Regions from separate parts of the Homo sapiens genome. Here regions 1, 2 and 4 are each linked to region 3. The links are chromatin contacts, found by Hi-C or POLR2A ChIA-PET in ENCODE. All regions are on one chromosome and are shown on one strand. Each heading gives the region's core, a stretch centred on a gene start or an enhancer-like site at or near the end of the contact. The rest is flanking DNA. Distances are from core to core; before and after follow the strand shown. Region 1 holds the start of CPT1A (carnitine palmitoyltransferase 1A). Region 2 holds the start of NDUFS8 (NADH:ubiquinone oxidoreductase core subunit S8). Region 3 holds the start of SLC3A2 (solute carrier family 3 member 2). Region 4 holds the start of KMT5B (lysine methyltransferase 5B).

Evidence for each region. A loop is a pair of places that touch in the nucleus more often than their neighbours do. ChIA-PET counts read pairs that join two places held with the same protein, here RNA polymerase II (POLR2A). Pooled maps may share reads with other maps.
Region 1: a loop to region 3 is called in a map of CD4-positive, alpha-beta memory T cell, with 24 times the contacts of the local background. The contact joins the promoter of CPT1A here to the promoter of SLC3A2 in region 3. A Hi-C loop is called at or near these places in 1 of 168 maps with a recorded cell type or tissue (CD4-positive, alpha-beta memory T cell) and 4 of 50 pooled maps.
Region 2: a loop to region 3 is called in a pooled map, with 6 times the contacts of the local background. The contact joins the promoter of NDUFS8 here to the promoter of SLC3A2 in region 3. A Hi-C loop is called at or near these places in 5 of 50 pooled maps. POLR2A ChIA-PET finds 5 or more read pairs at or near these places in 2 of 52 experiments (activated CD8-positive, alpha-beta memory T cell and activated naive CD8-positive, alpha-beta T cell).
Region 4: a loop to region 3 is called in a pooled map, with 2.6 times the contacts of the local background. The contact joins the promoter of KMT5B here to the promoter of SLC3A2 in region 3. A Hi-C loop is called at or near these places in 2 of 50 pooled maps. POLR2A ChIA-PET finds 5 or more read pairs at or near these places in 2 of 52 experiments (OCI-LY7 and WTC11).

The regions. Positions count from the first base shown.
Region 1 is chr11:68,837,974-68,844,550 of GRCh38, forward strand. CPT1A (carnitine palmitoyltransferase 1A) reads right to left here and starts at 3,943. Exons shown (of 19, transcript NM_001876.4): 1 at 3,802-3,943. RefSeq lists silencers at 2,782-3,061, 3,112-3,211, 3,472-3,551, 3,762-3,811, 3,832-4,191 and 1 more and enhancers at 1,969-2,128, 4,337-4,862, 5,585-5,724, 5,765-5,974.
Region 2 is chr11:68,029,381-68,032,250 of GRCh38, forward strand. NDUFS8 (NADH:ubiquinone oxidoreductase core subunit S8) reads left to right here and starts at 1,301. Exons shown (of 7, transcript NM_002496.4): 1 at 1,301-1,353; 2 at 2,772-2,829. The coding sequence starts at 2,772. It overlaps GLTC1 (glycolysis associated regulator of LDHA post-transcriptional modification 1), which reads right to left and starts at 1,054. Exons shown (of 4, transcript NR_197583.1): 1 at 913-1,054; 2 at 1-40. RefSeq lists enhancers at 1,042-1,336, 1,328-1,507.
Region 3 is chr11:62,875,590-62,882,871 of GRCh38, forward strand. SLC3A2 (solute carrier family 3 member 2) reads left to right here and starts at 5,307. Exons shown (of 9, transcript NM_001013251.3): 1 at 5,307-5,858; 2 at 6,304-6,477. The coding sequence starts at 5,435. RefSeq lists enhancers at 4,629-4,678, 5,048-5,939, 5,329-5,598, 5,583-6,782, 6,019-6,298.
Region 4 is chr11:68,209,514-68,216,279 of GRCh38, forward strand. KMT5B (lysine methyltransferase 5B) reads right to left here and starts at 3,783. Exons shown (of 11, transcript NM_017635.5): 1 at 3,625-3,783. RefSeq lists silencers at 3,020-3,489, 4,075-4,514, 4,625-4,764, 5,949-6,243 and an enhancer at 4,461-5,163.

The DNA.
Region 1 (6,577 bases), core at 2,693-5,192, 6.0 Mb after region 3:
TGGGGGCTTAGGGAACAGGAAGAATGCAGGCTGGCTCTCCGGCTCCTGGGCTGGGTACCACAAACCACCCGCATCAGGAGTATGAAGCCTTCCTTTCTTAACATAAAGGACTTGGTGTCCAATGCCTAACCTATATCCCTCAGGAAGCAGAGCGGTACCCACCCTACTGCCCAACCCTCCAAGGTGACGGTGACCCTCCTGCACACCCTGGAGAGGGCACGCCTCACTCAGCAGCATGATTTCTTTCACTGTTAACTTCCAAAGACGTTCCTGGACCGAAGAACAATCCTCACCAAAAAAAAGGCAAAGGCAGACACTTCTGAGGCCGTCAAGATACCCAAATAGGGTAGCTGGCCTCAGCCCAGGGCCTGCTGGAGATCCAACCTTCACCTGACATTTGGATGGGGTAAAAGTTGAAATTTACACAAGGTAACAAATATTTGAAGCTAGCAAGCAGAAAAAAGTCCTTACTTGTGTTAAGCAATCAATTTGTTTAAAAAACATATCCTGTACATGTCGTCAAAGAAACTGGTAATAGTGGTGGCATCTGGAGAGGGGAACCAAGTGAGAAGGACTCTACTCTGTATCTGCACCTTTTTAAAAAAAAAAAAAAAAAAACAGAGACAGGGTCTGGCTGTCACCGAGGCTGGAGCGCAGTGGTGCAATCATAGCTCACTGCAGTCTCCACCTCCTGGGCTGAAGCCATCCTCCCACCTCAGCCTCCTGAGTAGCTGGGACCACAGATGCACTCCACCAGGCCCTACTAATTGTTTGTAGAGACAGGGGTCTGGCTCTGTTGCCCAGGTTGGTCTCGAATTCCTGGCCTCAAAGCAATCCTCCCACCTTGGCCTCCCAAAGCATTGAGATTACAGGCGTGAGCCACGGGGCCGGGCCCATCTGTGCCTCTTTAACTTTGCATCGTATGCTTATATCGCTTATTTGTAAAAACAAAACAAAACAAAAGTCTTCACAAGAAAAGCTCAAGACTGGCAGAAGACAAGTGAGGCCTCTTTAAAGTGTGTTGGAGAGATTCTCGAGAGATTCTCTCCAACACACTTTAAACAAACAATCTCGAACAGCCATTTTAATTCTTAAAGCACCAATTCTTCCGGAATTCAAGTTCAGGCTTCCACCAGCAACAGAATTCTGGCCTGCCAATAATAACCATGCAGAGTGACTAAACATTTTTTCCAACAAAGGAAAAAATGCAAACGATCAAAGTGCAGAAGCAGCCCTTGGCCCGCGCAGGCTCCGGTTTCCGCCTCCCGCCGCCGCTGCCACCGCCCCTGCGCCTTTAGATTTCGGGCAGCAAGTTTAATTGCTCGCTTGGAAAGCGTCCTCGGAAGGGCACCGCCAGCAACTGCGGCTTCGCGCCCCGCCCCTTCCCCCAAGCCCCGGGCGGCGTCACGTGACGGCTGAGAAAAGTAGGGGAAAGGTCAGCAGCAGCCCCGCCCCCAGGCTGGCGCGTCCCAGGCGCTCGGATCCTGTTCCACCCGCCGTGCCCACAGAGACCTTCCGGAGCGAGTTGGCGCGCGTCCCTGTGGCCACCCCAGCGACAGCGGGAGAAATGCAACGCACCTCTCCGTGGGAAGGTCGAGCCCTGCGGTGCCCAGCTGTGGGGACAGCTCGGTGCTCAGTGCTTCTGATGACAGATGCTGCATCCAACGAGCCAGAAACGCAGGCACCGCGCTCAAGAGCCCAGGGCGCGTCTAAAAGGGGCTCACTGTGAAGCCTCAGTGAAAACTGACGGTGTTTTTATGAATGAGCACTCGGGGCCAGGGTTGGGTAAGGGCAGGCCCTCGTTCCAGGGCTCCCCGGAGGCCCAACTTGACCGCTCGGTGACCACTGGTCCGGGGCCGGGGCCAAACGCAGCAGCCGCAGCAGTATCGGAAGGGACCCAGTTTAATTCTCTTCCCCTCCAGGGTAGGCGGCTTGTTTTTAGTACCAACTCGAAACGTTATTTTGGCCTGTGCATGATGCCAACTTCTGCCACTTTGAAACAAAGTGTGTGCACTCCCAAACCTGGCCCTTTTTATTGTTTGATTCCAACTGTTAAGATAGGGTTCAAGTGCAAGGTCTAGGCTAGCAATGCTTCACAGGAAGGAAACCAGTAATTTACATGCGAAAAGCAGTCCACAGGCTCTTGGTATTGAGGCAAAACCAATCCAAAGAACCAGCTGCGAATGCTGATAGTCCCCAGACCAACTGACAGCTGGATGTTCGCTGGCCTCAGCGGTGTGCATTCTCAGCGACACTTATGTCCTCAATTTATTGCTACGTTCACTCGGTCAGAGTCGCCTTAAAGAATTTGGAAAGGCCCGGGGGTGGGGGTGCTTCCTGGCATAAATAGAAGACCAGTGCTCAGCCATTTTTTATTCACTTGGTTTGTGGCTTAGAATGAAATAAACATGCTTGCATATCTGGAATGACCAGAAACCGGACACCTGTGGAAGAAAATGGTGTAACAAAATACAACGTTGCAAAAGGTAAAACCGATTTTCATTTTATTCGGTAACTTACAAAGTTACCAGCTTCCTACTAAAATCTGCCCTTAAATATTTTATAACACACGGAGCCGAGAGGAACCGAAAGCCTGTGCCGAGTTGGGAATATTAACTTTGTTATGTATTTAACCTGGTAGGTAGTTGGGATTTTTAACTCTCTGAGTTGTTTTCTTTTTTTAAAGTAAGATCGGCCCTCATCTTTGAGTTCTGCGGCTTTAACGAAAGCCAAGGGCGGATTTACATTATAAAGACGCTGACCCATGGCCTCTCCTGACAAACCGAAAGAAGCCGGCTGTTGGCTGGCCGCGGCGGTGGCTCCGAGAAGGGGCTGCCCCGCGTGGCCCTGACCGCACCGTCGGGCTCGCAGGCCAAGTTCGCCAGGGCACGGCCACGTGACACCCCCACCCTCCCGCGGCCCCGCCGCTCCCAGCCCGGCACGACCTTGGGCACATGCTCCGCGCCCACCCGCCCTTGACCCAGCGCTGCACGGGAGAGGCTGCGGGGCGCTCCCAAGCAGGCACTGGGCCCGGCACCCTCATCCTGCTCACGGCAGCGCTCGGACCGCGCCTGGAGTCCCTGCGCCAAGGGCGTGTCCCGACGGCTGCACCGCGAGGGCGGGCATGGGGAGGGGGACCGGGGAGACGGACGCTGGGATGGGGTCAGCGGCGCCCTGCCGAATCCCGAGGGCCGAGCACCCCTCCCTCAGCCGCACTGCACCTGCCCGTAGGTGACCAACCCACGGGCGGACCCCCAGACCCAATCCTCTCCAGAGCCAGGGTGGGATGGGCAGGGACAGGAGCCGGAGGCCCTACTGGCCCCGGGCGAAGGCATCCTGGAAAGCATCCAGAGCGTCCAGCATCCCTCCCGCGGCCACCCGCAGGCTGACCGACCCCTGGGCAGACCCTCAGACTCAATCCAGTCCAGGGCGGATTAAGGAGTGGGAGACAAGGGAGCCGGTGGCCCCGCTGGCCCCGGGCCGGAGGCGTCCAGCCAAGTCCGGAGGGCCGAGCATCCCTCCCGCGGCCGCACGGGACCCGCCTGCGGATGGACCGACCCCCGGTGGACCCTCAGACCCAATCCCCTGGGGAACATGGGGAGCCCCGGCCTCTTTCTGGGTTCAGGATCTCCACAACCCCGCCGTCCGGGGGGAATACCGGGGTTCCTCTCGGCGCCCCGGTTCCGGCGGCGTCCCCCACCCGGTCCGGTTCCCGGCAGCCCCGCGCCCCGCCCGTCCCCGGCCCCCGCAGCCCGCAGGGCCGCCCCGCCACCCTCCCCACCGCGGGCGACCGGGCCTCACCGAGTCAGCTACGGAGGTGCGGCAGCGGCAGCGGCAGCGGCGGCGGCGGCGGCGGCGGTGGAGTGAACGAGCGGCGAGCGGGAGCCGGGGAAGGAGGGCCGCGGGCGAGGCCGAGCGCACCCGACGCCGGCAGCAGCGGATTGGCTGAGGCGGGTCCGGCTGCGGCGCCTGCAGGCGGGTGACTCCCGGCGCGCGGAGGGCGGGCCCGGGGCCTCGGCGGGGCGGGGCGTCCGCGGGGCTAGGAGGGGAGGGAAACTGAGGCTCGAGCGGGTGCTCGCGTCCTCGACCTCTGCCGGAATGGGGTCTAGGACGAGATTCCTCACCCTCCGAGCCTCAGTTTCCTCATCCGTAAAACGAGCCATCTCGTGGAGGCCGTGCGCATAAAATCGCTTAGCTCCGTGCCTGGCTGATCCTCGCGACTTATCTATCGGCATTGCCCCGTGTAATGCTCCAGGCACCCCCTGATGGTATTCACCCCTGACTCTTTCATGCAGACAAGGGTCGCGGGCCAGGAAATAAGTTACCCCACATCACCGAGCTGAGAAGCAACCGATCCACAGGGAGTGGTGGGGCGCGCCTGTAATCCCAGCTACTCGGGAGGCGGGAAGTCGCTTGAAGCCAGGAGTTCGAGGCCAGCCTGGGCAACGTAGCGAGACCCCGTCTCTAAAAAAAAAAGCGCGGGGAAGTGATAGATCGGACATTGGGTCCAGATCTGATTCCACAGCCCATGCCCCAAATCAGACCTTATACCACGAGTGGCAGTCATCGCGATCCAGAGGCAGCGTGGCTCCTCCTCATCTAGCTAGGATAAAAATGCCTCACTTGGGGGGCTTTGGTGAGATTTACTAAAATAATTCTTCCAGCGTCAAGAACATAATAGGTGCTGGGAGAGGAGTAGCTGGAGGCCAGGGCAGAGCGACCGAGAGACCCTTGTGCTGGAGCTCGGGAGAGGGGCCGGGAGCGGGAACTGAACATCCACCGGTCCCAGGAGTCTAGGGCGAGCGCAGCTGCAGGGGACCCAGGGGGTTGAGGGGGAGGGAGAGGGGCCCCAAGCGTAACAGGAGGGCCAAGGGGGTCTTCCTGACCGGGAGCCACCCCTCCCCTATCTTTGCCCGCAATGCTTCCAGGCGCGAGCTGGCGGCTCTGCATACAGCAGGTGCTCCATAAATGCACCGATGTTATGAACAAAGACTCTTTTAAACCTCTTTTATGAACCCTGCTCTTTTTAAGTTCGACCACTTCTTCTAGTTATGAAAAAATCCATGTTTGCAACCATCCTTCTTTCTGTATCATTTAGTTGTTACCGCAGAAGAATTTAGAAGAGAAAATGAAAGTTCTCCTTTGATCCCGCCCCCCACCACCGCTGCAGTTAACTCTCCCTGCGGTTCCCGGGCTCGCTGTTTTAAAGGAAGGCTAGGATGCAAGCTGTCTGTAAGGCTGTTTTGTTTTCACTTGGCTTACGTCGTAGACAGGTCTCTGCTGGGGGACGGAGATGACCACCGGCCTTCCCAAGGCTGCATAAGATTTCCTTTGACTATGCTGTGATCCATTTACGCGGCCCCCATTGGACAATTAGGGCCTCCTCCCCGCCCCCCACCCCACCATTGCAGGTATAAATAAAAGCTGCGTTGGCCGTCGATGTACCTCCTGGAGCTCCTGATTATCCTGTAGGATAGATCCCTGGAGGGGAAGCAACCAGGCACGTGCGACATTTTGGTGACACAGGCCAAGCTACCATGCCGAAAAGTTTACCAACTTCCACTGCCACCCGCGCGTGCAAGCGGGGCCCTGTCTCCGATTATGGATTATTTTAATCTTTGCCAATCCTAAAAGGAGGGGTGGGGGAGGGAAGAATCTCTCATCTCTCCTTTTAATTTGCATTTCTTTGAGGTTAGAAGTTGGGGGTTTGTCCCCCTGCTTGCGCTTGTCTGGACCACCAGTGAGCCCAGGCACTCGACCCCCGCAGATTTCACCGCCCCAAGAGGCCAGTGGGCTGGGCCAGGGCACACGTTCCTGACGCGCGGCTGCACCCCACGAGCCCGGGCGGCTCTCGCGCGTGAGGCTCTCCTTGCACGTGGGCCTTCGCGGTTTGCACTACGGAAGCTGGACTGTCATTCTCACCGCAAATGCCCTTCCCTCCTTTCCCTGGAACCTCAGCCACCGACAGGTCCCCGCTCCAAGGTCATTTCCTCCCTCGCTCAGCGCCCCGGTGCGCGCCCAGCTGGGATTGGCCCCGCGCCCTGTCTGTTCCCAGGGCTCTTCGGCCTTGACCGTGCGCCCTTCCCTGCGCGCCGCCTAGGTGCCACCTGCAGGCCGGGCGGGGCAGGGACAGGGACCCAGTCTGTGGGGACGCCGAGGCGCCACGCTCACCTGTGCCATGGTGGCCGGGCTCTCGGCAGCTGCAACGAGCCCGCGCCGGCCTGCAACTGCAGCCGCACTGGGGAGGCCTTATTCCCCTCCCGCCGACCACGCTGCAGCTCTCCTGCCCGGGTCTGCGGCTCCCGCGGCTGCGTAGCTGAGTCTATTAATAAAGAAGCAGAGAACGAGGCCTCCCGGGGAGCTCCGGGCCTGAGCCTCAGTTCCCTGGGGCCAAAAACGTCTCCATGTCTGCCTCTGAAACTAGAGTAATCTTTCTCAAGCCTTGTTTTTTACAGATTCTGCCCCAGTTTGAATACTGTAGCAATTGCCTACCATAGCTACAAGAAAAATTTTCTTTTTAATGCAGGTAATGTTTTTATTTACCGCTAAGATTTCTCTTTTTACTCAAAAAATACTT
Region 2 (2,870 bases), core at 51-2,550, 5.1 Mb after region 3:
TCCACGCAGGAATCCCCGCAGGCATCCACGCAGGAATCACCTGATGAAGGGCCAGGGTCAGGTGTGGGCCACCATCCCAAGACCTCCCTTCTCTCTAGGGCCAGCCCCTCTCCTCTGAGCACCTGCTGACCAGCCCAAAGCCCTCTCCACTCCTCAGCTTGAACTCCCCCAGGGTCTCCCTGTGGCCCACAGGTCCTTTGGAGGCTCGGGCATCTGCATGCAAATCCCAAACCACTGTCCCCTTTGCACACACTGAGCCTGCCCTTGTCCTCGTCCTGGTCTACCATGCGTGTCCTCCCTCTGCACGGGCATGGGACATGCCCTCTGCCTCCTTCCTGTCCTGGCCTGCCCAACTCCTACCTACCCTCAGCGCAGATCCTCCCAACACACACATGCAGGCAGCCTCGGGGCCTCTGCGGGTCCCTCTACCACAGCATTCCCGGGGAAAGGCCCGGCGTGGTGGCTCACGCCTGTAATCCCAGCACTTTGGCAGGCCGAGGCAGGAGGATCGCCTGAGTCCAGGAGTTCCAGACCAGCCTGGGCAACATGGCGAGACCCCGTCTCTACAAAAAATACAAAAATTAGCCGAGCCTGGTGGTGGCAGGCGACTGTGGTTCCAGCTGCTCGGGAGGCTGAGAAGTGAGGATCACCCGAGCCTGGGAGGTCGAGGCTGCAGTGAGCCGAGATCGCACCACTGCATTCCAGCCTGAGCCACAGAGCCAGATTGTCTCAAAAAAAGAAAAAAAAAAAAAAAAAAAAAAAAATTCGCTGGTAGGAAACATAGGCTGGTTGAGTACGGGAGTCATACAGATCAGGTGGATCAGGCGGCCGCACACCGCAGCTCTACGGCCCGGGAACGTTACTAAATACTCCCATGCCTCAGCTTCCCGCCTTAACGTGGTAACACGTTACTGTAGTTTCTCCACGCAGAGCTGCTGTGAGGATTAAAAGAGGCCGCGTGAGTTGAGCATCTCGTCGCCATTACCGTCATCACACGCCCCCCACCCAACCCGGCGGGCCCACCCTCTGCACCCACGGCGAAAGCACTCTTTCTAAACCACGCCCCGGATGTCCCGCCTCCAGCGGCTCGGAGGTCTTCACTTATTGGCCTCCCCAAACCAACATGGCGGCCCCCTACAAACTTCAAGCGCCGGTCTCTCCTAGCCAATCAAAAGAAAGATATTTCTGAATCCCGCCTCTTTCAGCAGCCTTGCTGGCCAATCAGACCACACCATGAAGCATCAATACAGAAAAGGGGGAACCCGCTGGCCCAATGGCAGCGTCCTACAGTGTAGCCTCCGCCTCCCGATTGACTGGCCTGCTTGGCAAGGCAAGTAGCGGCGGCGCTTCAAGGTGGGTGTTCACGTTTTGGCCGTGAAAGTCGGGCTTGGGCAGCGTGGCGTCGGGGGCGAGTGTGGTGTCCCCGTTGGCGCCGCCAGCTCTGCGCCTGGGCTTCCCCTCGGCTCACTCAGGATCCGCGGCCTCCGTGTCCTTCAGGTGCAGCGGGGAGCCGGCTCTCAGGGCGCATGCGCCGCCCGCTCTGCGCCACCGGCCTAGTTAGGGTCGGAGATCACTGGGAAGGTGGGGAAGGTGCTGGGTTGGGTCCCTGGAACTGCAGTCAGTGATCCAAAGGAGTGGGCCTGTTAGGGGGTTCACAGGTCGTGGGATGAGCTCTTATGAGCGCCGGCTAAGTGCCGGGCTCTGGGGTGCCCTTGGCATGTACGGGCTCCCCTAATTCCCAAGACCAACCGCCCCCAACCCACTTCATAGGTGAGAAGACGGAGGTCAGGTCACATCATCTGCCCAAGGTCACGCGGCAGGCTGGGGGACAGTTCCAGGAGGGCCTTGAAGCTGGGGAAAGGAATGTGGTACCGAGGACTGTTCAGGCCTTGAAGAGTTTCCAGCAGGGCAGGGCTGGGTTCCGATCCTCGGCCCACCTCCTTATCGTGTGACTTCCGACAAGTCACTTTTTTATCTTTTTTTTGAGACAAGGTCTCACTCTGTCGCCCAGGTTGGAGGGCAGTGGTGCAGTCTGGGCTCACTGCAACTTCTGCCTCCTGGGTTCAAGCGATTCTCCTACCTCAACCTCCCGAGTAGCTGGGATTATAAGTGCCCACCACCACACCTGGCTAATTTCTGTATTTTTTGGTAGGGACGGGGTTCCACCATGTTAGCCAGGCTGGTCTCAAACTCCTGACCTCAGGTGATCCACCTGCCTCAGCCTCCCAAAGTGCTGGGATTACAGGCGTGAGCCACCACACCCAGCCCTAGCGAGTCACTCAACAAACTGAGTCCCAGCGCCTTATTTGTGCCTCCCTCGTGGAGTCCTTGTAAGGATAGGATGGCAGCGCTTTCCACCCCTGGGCACGGTTCCTGGGGGAGGAGAGCTAACAAAGTTCGCTCTCAGTGCATGCTGGCGGGGGCTGGTAATGTTGTTTTTGGTTAGATTTGGGGAGGATGAAGGGAGGAGCAGAAAGGTGGGAAACAGGATCTCTGGGAGGGAGAAAGGAAGGATGGATTTAAAAGGTTTCTTAGGTGAGGCAGAACTTGGGGTCCACAGAAACTGAATTGTAGCTCAGCCAAGCTGAATCAGATGGAAAGCTGGGAGGCGCTGGGAACAGGAAAGCCATCTGTGCCTCTGACAGCAATGGGGTGCGAGTAGAGGGCAAAGTGACACATGTCAGTGGAGACTTGGGATCCTTGCGGTGCCAGTCTCAGAAGAGGATGGTTCTTGGGCACACCCCACCCTCCATCCCTTTTTATGCCACCAGATGCGCTGCCTGACCACGCCTATGCTGCTGCGGGCCCTGGCCCAGGCTGCACGTGCAGGTAGGACCAAAGAAGCCTTTGCTGGGGGTAGGGGAGTCCAG
Region 3 (7,282 bases), core at 4,057-6,556:
GAGTTTTGCTCTTGTTGCCCAGGCTGAAGTGCAATGGCACGATCTGGGCCCATTGCAACCTCTGCCTCCCAGGTTCAAGCGATTCTCCTGCCTCAGCCTCCTGAGTAGCTGGGATTACAGGCAGCCACCACCATGCCCAGCTCATTTTTGTATTTTTAGTAGAGATGGGGTTTCACCACGTTGGCCAGGCTGGTCTCAAACTCCTGACCTCAGGTGATCCGCCCGCCTCAGCCTCTCAAAGTGCTGGGATTGCAGGCATGAGCCACTGCGCCCAGCCTGTTTGTTTGTTTTCAGATAGGGTCACCCTGTCAGCCAGGCTGGAATGCAATGGTGTGATTGTGATCACAGCTCACTGCTGCCTCAACCTGAGGGCTCAAGTGATCCTCCCACTTCAGCCTCCTTAGTAACTGGGACCACAGGGGTGAGCCACCATGCCTGGCTAATTTGTTAATTTTTGTAGAGATGGGGTCTCCCTATGTTGCCGAGGCTGGTCTCAAACTACTGGGCTTAAGTGATCCTCCTGCCTTAGCTTCCCAGAGCGCTGGGATTAAAGGCATGAGCTGCTGTGCCTGGTCAATCCTTTTTACATGTTTGAGGAAAAATAAATGTCCTGTTTTCAGGCTAAGATCAAGTAATAATCCTCATGTGTTAGGAAGCATGTGACATGGATTTTTGCAGCAGAGGGTTAGAAAGGAACTTTCTTTATATACTTGGCCCCCTGCATTTCAGGGCTCCACCGCCATCTGTCTGTCTGAGTGTAAAGTGGACCTTATTGGCATCTGGGCTGCCAAACTGCTTTTTTTCCTTTGCTTTGCCCAGCCTTCTCTTGAAGGCTAAATTCTTGAAAAATTATATTCTTTGTGTTCCTATAGTAAATATTAAGCTTTATATCAACACATATGGCAGGATCTGAGGCTCTTTACTCACCTCTGGTCCATTTCTCTAGTCTTTTCTCTGTAGTCTTTTTGTTTTCCTGTCCTCCATCTCCTAATTTATTAGTTTTATTATTATATTTTATATTATTTTTTTGAGACAGAGTTTTGCTCTTGTTGCCCAGGCTGGAGTGCAATGGCGCGATCTTGGCTCACTGCAATCCCTGCCTCATGGGTTCAAGTGATTTGTCTGCCACAGCCTCCTGAGTAGCTGAAATTACAGGCACGCACCACCATACCTGGCTAATTTTTGTATTTTTAGTAGAAACGGGGTTTCACCATGTTAGCCAGGCTGATATTGAATTCCTGACCTCAATTGATCCGACTGCCTCGGCCTCCGGAAGTGCTGGGATTACAGGTGAGCCACAGTGCCTGGCAGTTTGTTTTATTTTGGTTGAACAGTTACAAGTCTTGGTTTGTTTTCCTGCAGCAACAGGTTTATCTTGATATGATACAGCGTTATTTAAATTCCTTTTCATTTTCCTGCCTTTGTCTTCACATGCTAGTTTTTTTCAGTTGTTTCTTTTTTCTTCTTCCTTTTCTTTTTTTTTTTTTTTGAGAGATAGTCTTGCTGTGTTGTCCAGGTTGCAGTACAGTGGTGCGATCTGGGCTCACTGCAACCTCTGCCTCCTGGGTTCAAGTGATTCTCTCACCTCAGCCTCCGGAGTAGCTGGGATTACAGGTGCCCACCACCACGCCTGGCTAATTTTTGTATTTTTAGTAGAGACAGCGTTTCACCATGTTGGCCAGGCTGGTCTTGAACTCCTGACCTCAATTGATCTGCCTGCCTTGGTCTCCCAAAGTGCTGATTACAGGTGTGATCCACCGTGCCTAGCCTGTTTAGTTGTTTCTAAGAAGGGAGATATTGGTTTTGATTGACATAGTTCATCCACTTATTTACCAAACACTTGCGAAGTGCCTACTATATGCTGCCTCCGAATAGGCAGGTTCGTCCACAATAGCACAAGGCTCCTGCCACTTGTCTTCAAGGACAAAGAGACATCCAGACAAACAAATGTAATAAACAAATGGGACATGATTGTAGCAGAGGCAGATGCATGGTGGAGGGAAAGTAATTTTGTCTGGGGAGTTGAGAAAAGCTGTCACTTGAGCTAGATCTTGAATGAATAGGAACTCATGAGGTTGAGTGGACAAACAGGAAGGGCCAACAGCAGAGGTATGGCATGTACAAGATGCAGAGCTCTGCCTGAAAAAGCCTGGTGTGTTGTGAGTCTGGCAGGTGTTTGAAGGCTGATGTGGCTGGAGGCTAGTGCCTGTGAAGCAGGTGGTGGCTGATAAGATTGGAGAGGCAAGCTGTTATCCTCTTTATGCATGCAGAAGGAATTGACTTCAGGCTGGGCACAGTGGCTCATGCCTGTAATCCCAGCACTTTGGGAGGCTGAGGCGGGCAGATCACCTGAAGTTAGGAGTTCAAGACCAGCCTGGCCAACATGGTGAAACCCTGTCTCTCCTAAAAATACAAAATTAGCCGGGTGTGGCGGTGCACGCCTCCTATAATCTCAACTACTGGGGAGGCTCAGGAAGAAGAATCGCTTGAACCTGAGAGGCACAGGTTGCAGTGAGCTGAGATCGCGCCACTGCACTCCATGCTGGGTGACAGTGTGAGACCCTGTCTCAAAAAAAAAAAAACAAAAAACAAAAGGAATTGACTTCAGCCATTTGGAGCCATGAGGATCTGTGAGTGAGATACTGTGTCATGTTGGACCATCTCAAAGACAGCTTCTGACCCCACAGTTCTCAACCTTGTTCTTACTTATTTTTAGAGACAGGGTCTCGCTCTGTCTCCTAGGCTGGTATGCAGTGGTGCCACCATGGCTCACTGCAGCCTCACAAACTCCTGGACTCAAGTGATCCTCCTGCTTTTGCTTCCCTTGAGTGTTGGCATCTCATGGGACTCCAGGGGCACATCACCAATTACAGATGATAATTTTTTTTTTTTTTGAGACGGAGTCTTGCTCTGTATCCCAGGCTGGAGTGCAGTGGCGCGATTTTGGCTCACTGCAAGCTCCGCCTCCCAGGTTCACGTCATTCTCCTGCCTCAGCCTCCTAAGTAGCTGGGACTACAGGCACCCGCCACCACGCCTGGCTGATTTTTTTTTTTTTTTTTTGCATTTTTAGTAGAGACGGGGTTTCACTGTGTTAGCCAGGATGGTCTCGGTCTCCTGACCTCTTGATCCACCTGCCTCGGCCTCCCAAAGTGCTGGTATTACAGGTGTGAGACACCACGCCTGGCCTTTTTTTTTCTTTTTTGAGACAGAGTCTCACTCTGTCACCCAGGCTGGAGTGCAGCCGCGCAATCTTGGCTCACTGCAACCTCTGCCTCTCGGGTTCAAGCGATTCTCATGCCTCACCCCTCCAAGTCTGGGACTACAGGCGTGTGCTACTATGTCCAGTTAATTTTTGTATTTTTAGTAGAGATGGGGTTTCACCATGTTGGCCAGGCTGGTCACGAACTCCTGACCTCAAGTTATCCGCCACCCTCAGCCTCCCAAAGTGCTGGGATTACAGGTGTCAGCCACCACACCTGGCCTGTTAGTTTTTTTGAGGCAGAGTCTTGCTCTATCACCCAGACTGGAGTGCAGTGGCCCATTCTTGGCTCACTGCAACCTCTACCTCCTGGGTTCAAGCGATTCTCATGCCACAGCATGAGAAGTGGGATTACAGGGATTAGTAGGTGGGATTACAGGTGTGAGCCACCACACCCAGCCAGGCCCAGATAATTTTAAAATTTATTTTTTTATTTATTTAGAAATGGAGTCTCACTATGTTGCCCCGTCTGGTCTTAAACTCCTGGCCTCAAGGAATCCTCCCTCCTTGGCCTCCTAAAGGGCTAGGTGACAGGCATGAGTCACACTGCGCCCAGCCTTGAGCTTTTGTGCTCGAGATATAGTCCATTCAGAACCTCTGGTTGGCACTTCTTATCTGGCACATGCAGGGCACCTTGGATCTCTTATTATCTTTGAGCACTGGTCTGAACCCACTTGCTTGCCTTCTCCCAGGGGCTGCCCCGTGCACCCCTTGTTCCTAGGGTGGGGATGGGGTTGGATGCCTGGGGTTGCAGAGGGGACTAGCAGAGGGTGACCCTTTTCTCTATGCTATTACTTCAGATCTTGGCTTTTGCTTTCTTCCAAATACACAGCAATCTTGGCTTCCAGCCTAGGTGGGAAAGGGAGAAAGAACCGATTTCCTCCAGCTCCTCTCTGAAAGTAGCCCAACTGGCACTGTTTAGGAACAAGGAGTTCCTGAGAGTGTTGGCACCCCACGGTGTTGATGTCCGGTAGTTCCCTGCTGTGAACCCTGTCTCTGCCCCACTTCAATCCAAGGACCCTGTGGAGGGAATTCTAGGCTTCTTCAAAGCCTCTGCAGTACCAGCTGCCTCCAAGGCCTAACATAGTGAAGTGATAGGGAGACAGGACCTTGGGGGAGTTTGGGGATAACTGTGGGAGTTCCTGCAAGGTGGGTAAGAGTCTGGCCATGGCATCTTCTGGTCTATTCCACAAAAAAGGTGGATGCCTCTGAGACCTAGCTCTGTTATGTTCATTACAGCCCTATCAGTCTCTTCTGGATGTCTGATTCCTAGCTGCCAAACATCCAGGTGCTAGCAGCTGGGGGTGGGGTAGGATAAGAAGGGGGGTGTCTACCTCAACCTTCCTGCCCAAACCATTCATTTTAAAGTACTGTGAAGAAGGCTGGATTAGTGTTAAATTCAATAAAGTTAACAAAGCAAAGTATTGTAGTGAGTACACAATAAATAGTTGCTGCATGAGGAATTTCTTGAAATGAATTCAAGATGAGTCTTGAAAAACGAGTGGGAGTAAGCCGTGCACGGAAGCAGAGGTCTAGCAGAGGTCTAGCGCCAAGTCCCAGAGGCCTGAGAGGGCAAGCCTTGGTGGGGGAAAAGGCAGAAGTTGTGACTGGCTGCCTCTGAGAGTGCAAGTAGCCATGCAAAGTTGGGAAAACCAGACGGCGGCCGGAGCCGTGAACCAGGGGCAAATGGAGGATGGTGTTGGGGTAGTCACTAGCCTGCCGGAATGGAAGAAGAGGGGCGTTTGGGGGCGGTAAGGCCTAAAGGACACTGGAGGGGCCTCGGGATTTGGGGCAGGATCACAGGCCTAGTCCACTTAAAGGTGGCTCCGTGCCAGGCCTTCCCAGAATCAGGTTGAAAAGAACTTTAGGGTTAGACAGGTTGGAGATGAGAAATTGGACCATGCAGGAAGTACTGTCGGAGGCGTGTTCCTGACTTTACTACCCTGAGCCGCCCACGGCTGGGGCAGTCCCCGAGGTTCCACCTTAAGGGGCGGGCCGGGGCGGGGCTCCGCTGCCCCTTCCCAGAGGCCGCGCCTGCTGCTGAGCAGATGCAGTAGCCGAAACTGCGCGGAGGCACAGAGGCCGGGGAGAGCGTTCTGGGTCCGAGGGTCCAGGTAGGGGTTGAGCCACCATCTGACCGCAAGCTGCGTCGTGTCGCCGGTTCTGCAGGCACCATGAGCCAGGACACCGAGGTGGATATGAAGGAGGTGGAGCTGAATGAGTTAGAGCCCGAGAAGCAGCCGATGAACGCGGCGTCTGGGGCGGCCATGTCCCTGGCGGGAGCCGAGAAGAATGGTCTGGTGAAGATCAAGGTGGCGGAAGACGAGGCGGAGGCGGCAGCCGCGGCTAAGTTCACGGGCCTGTCCAAGGAGGAGCTGCTGAAGGTGGCAGGCAGCCCCGGCTGGGTACGCACCCGCTGGGCACTGCTGCTGCTCTTCTGGCTCGGCTGGCTCGGCATGCTTGCTGGTGCCGTGGTCATAATCGTGCGAGCGCCGCGTTGTCGCGAGCTACCGGCGCAGAAGTGGTGGCACACGGGCGCCCTCTACCGCATCGGCGACCTTCAGGCCTTCCAGGGCCACGGCGCGGGCAACCTGGCGGGTGAGTGCAGCGCGCCCCCGTCCCGGGTACCTCCGGTTGAATCTGGTGGCTTGCACCGACCCCCTCCCCTGTCCCCAGACGGATCTAGATGGTTCTTCCCTCCATCCCGTACCGACGACTGTTCCCCCTTCCCCCACCCCCTCCCCGGCACATTGTCCTTCCCTCCTTTCTTTGAAGAAAGCCGACCCGCCCCTCACTCCGTCACGAGGGTGGGTGACTCAGCGTCCTCCTTCCCCGCGGCGCCAGAAGCCAGTTGCAACCGGTTTCTGAAGTAATGTGCAGGACTCCTTACATCAGCTCCTCTGAGTCTCGTGATTCAGCCTTGCCTCCCTCTCTCCCCCTTTGCCCCCTCCCCGTCCCACCCTTAGGCGCTGGGAGAAGGGAGGGTGGGGAGGTCAGGGGCCTCTCAGAGGGGCCTCACTTGTTAACCCAGCCCCCATTTCAGGTCTGAAGGGGCGTCTCGATTACCTGAGCTCTCTGAAGGTGAAGGGCCTTGTGCTGGGTCCAATTCACAAGAACCAGAAGGATGATGTCGCTCAGACTGACTTGCTGCAGATCGACCCCAATTTTGGCTCCAAGGAAGATTTTGACAGTCTCTTGCAATCGGCTAAAAAAAAGAGTGGGTATCCTGGGGTTCCCAAGGAAACAGCTAGAAAGGACTTGGCCAGAGGAAAAGTAGGCTAGAACTTTTGTCTGGTTTCCTGCTAACTGGCTCTGAGTTTTCCTAGGGCAGGTAGAGGGGAGATTTGTTAGTCTTCAGCCTAAAATGGATTTGTCCAGTCGTCTGGGGGCTTTCTACTTGGCTGTGGAATCTTGAGCAGGTCATTTAACTTCTGGGCTTCAGTGCCCTTATTTGCAAAATATAGATATTTACTAAACCAGTGGTTTTAAACTTGTAAAACAGTAGGTTTTTTTGGGGGGGGGGAATCCCAAATATTGTTTTACGACTCGATATAGACACATGTTTAAAAAGGTTCACTTTGGGAGTGGGGAACACAGGGGCCACTTCTCTGCACTATAAACTTTCTGCCTTCCAATATCTTTTTTTTTTTTTGAGATGGAGTCTCACTCTTGTCACCCAGGCTGCAGTGCAGTGGAACGATCTCAGCTTACTGCAGCCTCCTCCCCCAGGGTTCAAGCGATTCTCGTGCCTCAGCCTCCTGAGTAGCTGGTACTACAGCCGTGTGCCACCACACCCAGATAATTTTTTTATTTTTAGTAGAGACAATTTTCAACATGTTGACCGGTCTGGTTTTGAACTCGCCTGGCCTGCCTTCCCATATCTTAAGGCCCTTCCTTGCTCACATCTGTTTCAATGGAATGAATTTTGCCCGGGTTCAAATTCAAGCTTTTGTACCAAGTAATACATAGGAAACACTCAGTGACTTGCATTTGTGATTTCCTTATTTTCCCTTAACTCATAG
Region 4 (6,766 bases), core at 2,533-5,032, 5.3 Mb after region 3:
CATTAGAGATGTGCTGACCAGGCATTCCTATAAAGGTGGCACAAGGTAGAAACACAGGTGTCACAACACACACATTCGGTTTCTACTGGTTCCCCTAACATGCAGGACTCGGGATTCGCTAGCTCAGCAACCCTATCAGGTGAAACAGGTATTAGCACTACAACAAGGAGGCTAAAGCTCAGAAACAAATTGCTTTCCTAAACTCAAAGTGCTACTAAGTGGTAAGGGTGGGTCTAAAACCTTCATCTTTAAACTGCAGTCTGGGGTTTACTCCAGTGCTTGAGCCACGTGTACCACCTAGAGGTTTATCACCAGCAAATGATCCCCGGATCTAGGTACTGTTTTCTTTCCCCCTTTTTTTTTTTTTTTAAGAGACGGAGTCTTGCTCTGTCGCCCAGGCTGGAGTGCAGTGGAGCCATCTCTGCTCACTGCAACCTCCAACTCCCGGGTTCACACCATTCTCCTGCCTCAACCTCCGGAGTAGCTGGGACTACAGGCTAATTTTTGTATTTTTAGTAGAGACGGGGTTTCACCGTGTTAGCCAAGATGATCTCAATTCCTGACCTCGTGATCCACCCGCCTCGGCCTCCCAAAGTGCTGGGATTACAGGCGTGAGCCACCGTACCCGGCCGGTACTGTTTTCTTTAGTGTGCTATTACAACAGACAAACTAAGACAGCTTATAGAAATGCAACTGGCATTGTAGGAGTCATACAGGCCCCCAATCAAGCTTTGGGGGGGGGGACACTGATACCCTAGTCTCTCAATTCTAAAACCCAACTGATTAACTATCTCATAATGACATTTCAAAAAAAGGAGGTAAAACTACATGAAACATGCAGATGAACTAAGGTGATTAGAGAGATGTCAAAATATGATTAAAATAATTATTAGGAGAAAATAGGATGGCAGTGAAGTGTAAAAGATGAAGCATTAATACAATTTTGGATTGGAAGTGACCTCAGAGTCGTTTTGTAGACGGAGTCTAGGCCCTATCAATGACTTATACAAACAGTGATAGAGCAGAGAATGGAATAAGAATTGATTCTTATTCCATGGTCCTTCAACTATTCCTAAAATTACACTTCTATACAGCAGTCATCATTTGACATACGGCCCTAGAAGATGGCCTGGTGTTCAAGTCTGTCTCATTCGGAGACCGGCTAGCCCCAAATCAACCCCATCCAGACACATAATGGATCACCCCCTGCATTTACTTAACATGCAGTATTGTAGCTAACAGGGTGATGGAGCGGAGGGAGGACACATGGTCCCTATCGTCAAAAGTGTGAGGAAGATTCTTAACCATCAGAGCGTTCTAAGGCTGACATAGTCGGGGAACTCCTGACCACGGAGAAGGATTTTGCCAATGGAGAGATTTGCCAATGTAAAGCTCATACATGGTACACAGAAACACGAAATAATGGGACCACGGCGATTTATCTGAAAGGATTTGCTCTGTAAGCCATGGGAAGGGCATTCCTGTGGACAGGGAGCTGCTTAGATGCCACACACACAAATCTCTTTATCACACAACCTGGCCACGAACCCAGGCCCTATAAACCCACAAACTGATAATCAGGTAAAGGAAAATCAGATTCAACCTCCTTTTTAAATAACCCAAGAGAAAAATCACCAACATCCCCCACCCACTAAATTCTCTGCTGAAAGACACGCAGACACCGGGACACTTCCTTCACACGCGTCTCTCCCTGTCAGAGTCCGCTACCCTCCATCCACCTCCACCTTCCCCACTACTGTCCCCTGGCATTTGCTGCGAGAATAAAAAGTTCACTGCATGAGCAGTTCAGGGTGTTTGGGAAAGCAGATGAAAATAAAGGCGCGAGAGCACTTGGAAATGATCATGGATAAAGAATCAAGCCCTACCCTACTCTCTTATTGAAGAAATATCTACCATATTCCCTTCACTCTCCAGCTCAGTTTTTAAAATATAATTATGTTTGTAAACAACATTAAAGTGGATTTATTTTGAAAAACTAATACAAACTATTAAGCTTGACAACTTGGAGATTAATAAATTAACCCATTCATTAAGGGTCTATGAGCACCTACTCTGTACCTGCCCGTGGGCGGACGAGATAACAAGAGACTCAAAAACTCACGAGTAACCACCCCAACGGCTGTGTGTGTGAAGGTTTCACCAGGAAGCAACATTCTCACGGGGCCTTTCTGAAGGACAAGAGTGTACGGGGTGGAGAAAAGGGGTGGAGGAATGCCGGGCAGGGCACGGCCGACAGGGACCAGGTATGGGAAGCTATTGGAGCCAGAGCTTGGGAGAGGGACCAGAATGTCGAATGTTTAGAGATTACAAAGTGAAAAATGGGCTGGAGTTCCCACACAAGCCGGGATTAGAGCGTTTGTGGACTCTAACCTGGGAATATAAGGCGCTCCAAGAGGGACAGGGCCACACCTCTGGTTCAAATTGCTAAACCTTCAGATACACAATAAATCTGTATTTACAGCAAGCGGCAATTTATGTATTTCAACATGCACACATTATCTGTAATTATTTCAGGTAAAAATGGTTTCCTCCTCTTTTGAAAATACTTCTTTTTACTACTAATTATCAATATTATAGGCGTGTTCTCAATATTAAAGACTAAAGGAAAAAAGTTATAGCTGGCAACTGCTTCCTCTAAAGATCCTACACAGCAAAGTTCAGACCTGTATGGCCATCCTCAACTACACTTTATATCAAACTGGTTTAAATCGAAAAAGGTCCACATCACAAAGAACCACAATCAATCAAATTAATTCACCTGCCCTCTATTCTAAGGAAAACTCCCCCCACTCCAGGTAAATTTCATTTGGCAAATTCTTAAAAATTAACTTCAAAGAACACATGTTCACCTCCCCAGTATTCCGAAAGTTCCACCACTTAATAAATCGTTAAGTTACTGTTCCAGACCCGGGTCCAATAAACCCAAATAGACTGAATTTCTCAGCACCCAACTTGTTTCTATCTTAATCCAGCAAGTTGCATCGAGTTGTCATTGTTCCTCCTTCCAAGGCGGAGGTGACAACGGTGCACATCATCCGCGAATACGTGGAAGGACAGACACACACCAGGGGACGCAGGGAGAGCGGATAAAGCACAAAGGGGACGCAGCGGCCGCGGGGTCGCCGGGCCACGGCCAGGGGCGCCGTCGGGGAGGAGGGTGGGCTGCAGGACGAGCTCGGGAGGGCTCCGAAATGCGCTCGGGCCAAAACAAAAACAAAAAGTTCAGCGCGGCAGTGGGAGCAGATTGGGCGAGACGGTTCACGGCTGCCCATTGGAGAAAAGGGAAAACAGAGTCCCCCAATCGCGAGCGGCGGGGCTGCTCCCCTCGTGCGGCCGCGGGCCCGGCCCCGACGCTGCCCGGCGGCCGCTACCGCTCCCTTCCGGCCGCGGCCACCACTGCAGGCCCCGCGCCGGCCCCGCACCGGCCCGGCCGCAGCCCCGCCCCCCGCGCCCGGCCGCTTGCGCCCGGCCCCGGCCCCACCCGCCCTGGCCCCGGAGCCCTGCGACCGGCCTGGGCCCGCGGTCCCCCACGTCCCTGCCCGCCCCGTCACCGAGGCCGCCCCCCGCACACCCTCGCCGGCGCCCGCCCCTCCCCCGACTCACCGCCTGCGCCGCCCCGCTCCTCCTCGGGGCGCGTCCCAGGCCCCGCTGCCCGGCCGCTGCGATGCGGGGCCGCGCCGCCGGGCCCCGCGTCCCAGTCCCCCCCAGAAAATTAATCACCAAAAATAATTCCAGAGAAAAATGGAGAGTAAAATCCAAGATGGCGGCGCGGGCCGCAGCACCGCTCGCTCCCTCCGCTGACGGGAAAAATGAGTCCCCGCAGCGTCCGAGCCCCCCGCCCCCAACCGGCCGCCGCCGCCGCCGTCGCGCCCCCCGCGCCCCCGGCCTCGGCTCGCTGCGCCCCCGGCGCCCGCCCCCGCGCCCCGCCACCCGGGGCCTCACCTCGCCTCGCGCACGGCCGCCCGTACGAAAACCGTCCGCCGGCTTCAGGACTCCGCGTCCCAGGTCCGTGCGCCGCGCGGTGCCGCCTCCGGTTCCCGGGCGTCCTCACCTCATCGCCCCGCTGCCCTGCCGCCCGCACCGCCGCCGCGTCGCCGCCCCCGGTGAGCCGCCTGGACCCCGCCCGGGCACGGTGGAAGGATACGAAAAGAAGGCCGCGGCCTCGACGGCGGAGGGACACCGTGCGGCGCAGCTGCCACAGTGTGCGCGCGCCTCCCGCCAGGCCCAGCCGCCGCGGCGCTTCCACGGGGCTCTGTGCGGGACGCGGGCACGCGCGGGGAGCGAGTTCTGTGCCGGGCGCTCCCGACGGCGGAGGGACAAAGGGCGATTCAGAGCGAGCCGTCGCCTCCCCTCGTGGCGGAGGGATTCGCGGCCGGCCGGTAGGCGGCTGGGATCCCTCCGCCCTCGCTGCCCTTTAAATCGCGGCTGAGGCGGCGTCGCCCGCGCCCCGCGGGCGCCACGTTAGGGTCCCCTGCGGCCCTTACGCGACCGCATTCCGGTCCCGGTCCCCGCGGGACCGCGGCAGCTGTCCCGGGCCCTGGGTCTTTGCACACCTGCCCCTACCAGGGACGGCTCTAGAGCCAGCCTCTCGGACTGCAGCCCTGGGGAAGGGGACCCCCCCCCCTCCCGCCGCGCGTCCCAGTTGCTCCGAGGGAGGTGGCCCCGGGCAGACGAGCGTTTTTGTTGTGGGAATGGGGGTCACTGGCAGCAGATGCACCCTAAGACCGTGTGGGCAGGCTGAGCGTTCCTGCGCGGAGCATGCGAGGGAGGAGGAGAGCGGGCGCGCCTTGGCCTGGCCCCCCGCGGGCCCCGCCGCCCCCAGCACCCACTATGTGCCCCGCGCCGTGCTCCGCTCCACTCCGGGTGTGCCCTGCGCGCTGGCCGTGCGATCCCTCCTCGGGGATCCCGGGCTGGCGGGGAGATCCTGAGGGACCGGGCCGCCTGCGAGCCGGGGAGCTGCGAAGCTTGCCTGGGCATCGATCTTGTAGTCCAGACAACAGAACGATGAGCGCGCTCCCGGCCCCTGCGGGGCTGCCCAGGGTCTCCGCGCATCCTCCCTCTCACGCGTCAGGACGACCCCCGGAGGTGGGGGCCATGTGGGTGCCACTTTACACCTAGGGAAACTGAGGCACAGGGAGTTCCGTGACCTCTATGACAACTAGTCAGGGCTTGAGCCAGAGCCCTCTTTCAGCATTCGGGTGAAAAATGCAGAATAAATCAGGAAGCGGGTGCGGAGGACCTCCAAGAAGTTGAGGTTGGCATAGGCGTGCACATGCCTGGAACTTGGTGCCGGCAGGTGCCCAAGGAAGCGCAGACCTGGAGTGTGAATTGGAGCGTGTTGGGGAAAGGGGGTGCCTAGGATATGGGCGGGTAGTGGGACCAGCCAGTGTCAAAGCCCTGGGAGGGGAGAGAGGCTGCCCTTGCCACAGAGAGGAGGCGGGCAGGGCAGGCAGCTCAGTCAGATGCCAGGAAGAGCCGCAGCCTGCCTTAGTTTTCCCCTGCGGCTCCAGGGCCATCATCCTCCACAAAGGATGATGAATCGAGGCTGTGGACGACCACCCAACACAAGAACTGGACTAAGTCCAAGTAACACTGACGCACAGCGCCTCCCTCGTTTGCCCTCATTCTCGACCTTGACTTTGGCTGGTAGACATGATGCTCATTACCGCCTTCCACAGAGGGAAACTGAGGCACGGTGACTCGCTGAGGGCACATGGCTGACGGAGGCAGAAGCGGGTCTCATCTTCAAAACAGAGCTCCTCCCACTGCCTTCACCTGCCCTATCAGCAGCTTCCTCCTTTTGGAGGCCGATTCGGGTGTGGGCGGTGGGCACAGCCCAAGCACTTCTCCTGTCTGCCCTTTCACTAAAAGCAGCGTCATCTGTGGCAGCAGAATCCACTCTGCCACGTTCGTCTTTGCAGACGCAACTAACAAATGATTGCTTTGGTGTTCTTGGTTTCTGGTTTATCAGAAACTTTCCAAGATTTTCGTAGTGCCTGGCTCCAAATACTCAACTTGCACCCCAGAAACACTGAGCCTGCCTTTGCCACCCACCACCACCGAATGCCTATGGGAGGCGAGCTCACTAGGGGAATACCATCTGCCTCTAAGTCGACCTTGGTCTCAGGTCCCAAGTCCAGCTATGCCTGAGCAGCCCTCCAGAGCCCCCAAAGCCGATGTCCTGCCCACTCCCAGCTTTCCAGAGCCCACCCCAGCATAGAGGTGCTCTCCATGTGCCCTTCAGGGTGAACGCCAAATCCTGAGTCCTGTGAAGCCCCCATACTTCCAAGATGCAGACACTTCCATGTGTTCACTGCCTGATGCCAAGTCAAGTGTTCTGGACATTTCCTTGCAAGGCTGGGCCCACAGCCTGGCAGGGATACAGATGAGCAAACCCAAGCCCAGCCTGCTCCCAGGCCCCCAGTTCTGTGTGCATTCCTCCCTCAATCCCCCTACGTTGCCAGCTGCTCTTCCAGCCTCAGCTGAGAGGCCCAGGGTGGGCCAGGGCTCCTGGCAGAGCTGAATTGGGGTTCAGGACCTTGGTGGAGCCATGCAGGGGGCTTGAGGCCTTTGGGGGTCCCCACTCAGGGAAGCCAGGGCTAGGCTGGGCTGAGAGCACAGCCCAGGAGAGCCCTTCCTAGGGAGACTCCCACAGGAGAGGCCAGTTGGAGGCTCCTCCTGCCAGCTGGCAGGGGAGGGAGAGCAGGAAGTAGGCAGCCAGGCACCTGCCCAGTCCTGTGTGTCA